Regions from separate parts of the Mus musculus genome. Here region 1 is linked to region 2. Evidence: chromatin contacts called from ENCODE POLR2A ChIA-PET data. All regions are on one chromosome and are shown on one strand. The core of a region is the stretch at or near the end of the contact, and the rest is flanking DNA. Distances in the headings are between cores, read along the strand shown. Region 1 holds the start of Ccdc84 (coiled-coil domain containing 84). Region 2 holds the start of Hyou1 (hypoxia up-regulated 1).

Region 1 (2,700 bases), core at 33-2,532, 39 kb after region 2:
CACTCCCTCAGAACTCCCCAATTTAAAGAAGCTCTCGTGGGGCTGGTGAGATGGCTCACCCGACTGCTCTTCCGAAGGTCCGGAGTTCAAATCCCAGCAACCACATGTTGGCTCACAACCATCCGTAACGAGATCTGACTCCCTCTTCTGGAGTGTCTGAAGACAGCTACAGTGTACTTACATATAATAAATAAATAAATAAATAAATCTAAAAAAAAAAAAAAAAAAAAAAAAGAATGGCATAAAAAAAACCACTTTAAAAAAAAAAAAAAGAAGCTCTTGTGCCTGACAAAGACCTGGATAACTCACGAACACGTAACTCACCGTGCATAATCCTGGGGGGAGATCAGAAACTTCTCTTTCATCTGGGCATTGGCCTTGTTCTCCCACCAGAATTTGTTGGTGGCTTTCTTGTGCTCTGGGCTGAGAATGGAGAGAAAGAGTAATCGTAGCTAGTCATTAAGAGAGTAAAACTGTACCGAATGTCAGAGCACTAGGTAAGTAATGCAGATTGGCCATTGGGTTGCTTCTGTGGGCTTGGCAGAGAGAAGAGGATTGTTTATACCAACCTCTTCAAGACCTCTATCTTGGGACTCCTTTCTTCCAATAAAGTGTGTGGTGGTGGTGAGAGGAGAGCAACCTGGCTTTTCTAGAAAGATCACCCACACCACTGGGACCGTGGAAGGGCTAAGATCCACTAAACTCCACGGTTGGCCAGGTAGTTCAGTCCATAACCCAACTAAGTCACAAAGTCGACCTTCCTTCTCCCCAATTTCAACTTCCCATGCCACACGTGTGTACAACTCTCTGTCTGTACGGGGGAGGTGGGTGTTTTCCAGTTGTCACCTGGCCAGATGTTCCAGCAGACCCCCGTGTAGCACTGTCAGGTTGCCATGGCTCAGGTGTTTTCGCACTTCGCAGCCACAGCACGGGCACCAACAGCACCGATCGTGCTCGGGGACATAGCGCTCCACCTGGGCGGCGCGGACGGCCCGGCGGGCGGCCTCCACCTGCAGGACAGAAGCCAGCTAGGACCCTGAAACCAGCCCACATTCCTGGCCTCCCCAGCCCCGGGTCCGCACCTGCGGTAGAAGCCGCTCCAGAGCCCCCTTCAACTGCCGCTGGTGCTTGTGGCTGTAGACGTGACCGCGACCACAGAAGAAAGTTTGCCGACACAGAGGACATCGCTGCGGTGGCGCCATAGACCCAGGACCCGGGAACACCCACACAGCGGCGGCTCGTCACCACCCACTGACCCCTGACCCTTCCGGGCCGGACGGGGCGGGGCGACCTAGGAGCTCCCGGTTCCCCTAGAGGCAGTAGGCGCTATTGCAATCCGTTCTGCGGCTGCGCGGAATATTCACTCCGGGCCCCCACCTCCCACGCACCCGCAGAAAACCCGGCAGCTTGTGAAAGAACGAGAAAGAATGCACGCCAGTTAGGACCTCAGATCGCACACTTTCAGGCGTTGACAAAGACCCAGTTTAGCGTAACAACGCAGAACTGGTAATTTCAGGGCGCACACTGTGACCCCGTGCTTTGTGCTAATGACCTCACCGAATCCTCACGTCGATGCTTTGTGGTGTGAGATTATTGGCATTTTACACATGGGAAAAAAAAAATCTACTCCTGAAGAAATGAGGACCTCTGAGGAAAGCTAGAGAGGTGTATTAAGCAGCCCCTCCAGCTTCCCTGAGACCTGCAGGGGTCTAAGTCACTGTGATATTCTTTTTTTTTTTTTGGTTTTTCGAGGAAGGGTCCTGGAGCTCACTTTGTAGACCAGTCTGGCCTCGAAATCAGAAATCCGCCTGGCTCTGCCTCCCAAGTGCTGGGGTTAAAGGCGTGTGCCACCACTGCCCGGCAGACTGTGATATTCTTAATTTTCAAAGGTGTTCTGCACAAGAATATTCTCTGTAAGTCATTTCTCCGAGCATTGGCTGGGAAATCTAATTCTGAAAACTTGAATGGTTACAGTGAATCATGCTCTATCGCCATTACAAGAATAATGTCATACGCCGCCCAGGTCAGACCCAATATGTTTTTCCCCATTTGTTCCAAAGTTGCTCAAAGCAGTCTGCTCCCAAGGTCTCTGCAATTAAGCTTACTTGATAGTATTTTCCTGCCAGTCTCCTCTACCAAATGCTCATTTCCCACCTGAACTTGGCTTGTGTGAAACAAAACCCAGCATCTTTACAATTAAGTTCCTTGAGTGGCCAGGTTTCCAGCGCCTGCATATACAGGTAGTCAAGCCCCACCCGGCAGGAAGGAAAAAAAAATCCTGTATTAGGCTTCAAAATCCTACCAATCCCTGAGTTTGTCCCAAAAAAATCAGACTATAGAATTCCACCAATCACTGAGTTTACCCTAAAAACATGCCACAGAATTCCACCAATCACTGAGCTTGCTCCTAGAGCAGGTCACAAAATTCCACCAATCCAGGAGTTTGCCCAAGATCAGACCATAAAATCCCACCAATCAAAAACTACCCTGGAAAGTGCCCCGCCAATCCCATTCTATATTATGCTTGCCTCGTATGTGGTTCCTTGCTGCTTTTTGCCTGGGTAGAGACGATCTTTTTCTTGTATCTTTCCCAATGCATCTCTTGTGTGAGGCGGTACTTTGTAGGATCCCTAGGCTCCCGACGACTGAACTTGGATCTTCGCAACAGCAGGTGCTCTTCACCACTGAACCATCTGTCCG
Region 2 (2,700 bases), core at 190-2,689:
CATCTAATGTTCTTTTCTGGACTCAGCACACACACACAAACACAAATGCCATATGTGTGTACAGCACACACAAAATGAAAAAAGCGAAACTCAACAGAATCGACAACTTACACATCTATCACTGGCAGATAAAGCCCACATTATGCACTGTTGTACACAATGTTGTACAGTAGTAACGAGGGAAATCCCACTGACACAGAAAATTCTTAGTTGAAAAATAGCAAATAATTGCTTTTTTTGTTATTGTTCGAAAAATGTTACTTTTCTAGAAAGAGATATGTGTATCATAATGAGCAGGAAGTTACATATCATGCTACAGATAAGAGTGGGAGGTTGTGTCAGGGGACTTACTTTTATTTATAAATCTTTTCTCTGGGTAGCAGTGTGTGTGTTTGGTTGGTTTCGTTTTTGAGACAGAGTTTCTCTGGGTAGCCTTGGTTGTTTGTTGTGGAACTTGCTCCGTAGACCAGGATGGCCTCAAGCAGGTAGAGATCTGCTTGCCTCTGCCTCCCAAGTGCTAAGATTAAGGCCACCACCACCAGTCCGTTCCTAATCTTTACATCACATGAATACTCATTTTTTAAAAAAAGATTTATTTATTATTATATGTAAGTACACTGTCTTTAGACACACTAGAAGAGGGAGGGCATCATATCTCATTATGGGTGGTTGTGAGCCACCCACCATGTGATTGCTGGGAATTGAACTCCGTACCTTTGGAAGAGCAGTCAGTGCTCTTACCCACTGAGCCATTTCACCAGCCCGAATACTCATTTCTTTTCTTAATTTTTGAACGGTGTTGTTGATGGAATCCAGAGCCTTAACTACGCCAGACAAGAGCTGTATCTCTGAGCTATTTTCCCAGCCCTGAACCATTCCTAAGAAGAAACAATGACGGTACCAAAGGTCAAGCCAATTAAAGTCTTATTTTTTAGTTTGCAATATCGTCTCTCGTACTATTGGGGTTCAGAGTTAAAGCCAATCCGTCACAAACACGGTTTATCTCCGGCCCATCAGCGAACATCATTCTTGTGGCTTAGGTTTTTCAATGAACCCATAAAGTTGGAGTGGTCCCCTGTTATCTTGCCCAAGTCCAGGGCACACGCATGCGCCTCTTCCGCGTCGCCGCAGCGAATGCAGCTCAGTATGATTCCGTCGCGCGGATGCCCCAGGTAACCGGAAGAAGGCCAAGGACTTCGCAATCCACGAGAGCACCTGCTCCCACGCGGGGTTCCGCTAGGGTTCCGCATCGAAGCGTCCGGCACCGATGCTGGCAGAAGTCCCGCGAGGAGTAACCCGGCCGCGAACCGTGACGTGGCCCAATCCGCAGCCAGCTCTGGCAGTTTCGTCCCAACCGGTACTCAGGCCCAGCTGCGTCCTCGAGGGGCGGGGCCGCAGAGGGGCGGGTCTTCTACGTGGACCAATGGGGTCTCGCGCCGGGTCTCGTGGGCGGTGCTAAGTGCGCGGCGCAGGGCCGAGCGGCAGGGGCGCCAATGAGCGTGCGCCGCGTCCGGGGCCGGCTGGTGCGCGAGACGCCGCTGAGAGGTTGGTGGCCACTGTAACAGTTTGCAAACGAAGGGGAGTTGTGAAGGGCCCGGGGTTGGGGTCGTGCTGCTGGCCGTGTGGGTACGTCCTCGCCGCCTTGATCCCGGAGCGAAGGACACAGGAGCTGAAGGCCAGAGGGAGCGGGGGTGAGGATGGAGCAGCCGTCGGGCCGCGGCTCCTAGGGGAGGCAGCGTGCTAGCTTCGGGGGCGGGCCGGTAGCCGGAGCGAGGGCCGCACGGACACCGGTCCCTTCGGTCCTGAAGTTCAGGCGCTGAGCTGCCCCCTCGCGCTCAGGGTGGGCCTGAATCCATTTCTGGGAGTGGGATCTTCCACCTTCGTCAGGTGAGGTTTAGGTGAACATCCACCCGGCTTGTAACCTTAGCCTGCACAACGTCTGCGTAGGCAGCGTGGCCCAGGAGTGGGATGGGCAAGGAGGGTGGGCTGGACAATGCTCAGGGAATTCAGAGAAGGGGACAAACCCTTCTGTGCCAGCCATCCCCAACGTCATCACCTTCCAGTTCCTGCCCAAGCTCAACCTGGCTTTCCCGGCCACCCGGGAACCCCAGGTGTGAGGTATTTGAGCCGATTTCGAGGGTCCTGGCCAAGCTCCAGGTGTCTGACAGGTACAGTGCTGTGGTGTGCCGATTGCTTACCTGTACGTAGACCGAAAAAAGGTCAACTCTTATTTGTCTAAGTAAGTGGTGGAGGGCCCTTTTGCTTCGGCCCGAATGTGAGACACTTGGGAGGATGTTTAAAATGATTGAAACTCCTCAGGAAGGAAGAGAAGAGGTCGAGCTGCTGTGCTTTTTTGCCAAAGTGCAACAGATAAGAATCTTTGAGCTTGTCTGTTCTGGGATGTGGTTCTGTTTCCTTCTTCATTCAGCATCCAGTTACAAGTGTTTTTCCTTTCCCATTAGGGTCACAATGGCAGCCACAGTAAGAAGGCAGAGGCCAAGGAGGCTACTCTGTTGGGCCTTGGTGGCTGTCCTCTTGGCAGACCTGTTGGCACTGAGCGGTATGTACCTGGCTAAGGTGTTAAAGAAGAATGGAAGGATAAGAGGGCACAAGGTGCCTACTCGAGTTTGGGGTTGCTGGATCTAGCCTTTTTCTTTGTCTTTGCCATGGAAAGCAGGCTGCTTCCATTGATTTGCCTTA

What was found. ChIA-PET counts read pairs that join two places held with the same protein, here RNA polymerase II (POLR2A).
Region 1: POLR2A ChIA-PET joins it to region 2 with 56 read pairs in embryonic stem cell. The contact joins the promoter of Ccdc84 here to the promoter of Hyou1 in region 2. POLR2A ChIA-PET finds 5 or more read pairs at or near these places in 4 of 5 experiments (Patski and embryonic stem cell).

Annotation. Positions count from the first base shown.
Region 1 is chr9:44,416,787-44,419,486 of GRCm38, forward strand. It overlaps Ccdc84 (coiled-coil domain containing 84), which reads right to left and starts at 1,283. Exons shown (of 11, transcript NM_201372.4): 1 at 1,083-1,283; 2 at 847-1,010; 3 at 325-423. The coding sequence starts at 1,202.
Region 2 is chr9:44,378,051-44,380,750 of GRCm38, forward strand. Hyou1 (hypoxia up-regulated 1) reads left to right here and starts at 1,440. Exons shown (of 26, transcript NM_021395.4): 1 at 1,440-1,545; 2 at 2,463-2,560. The coding sequence starts at 2,470.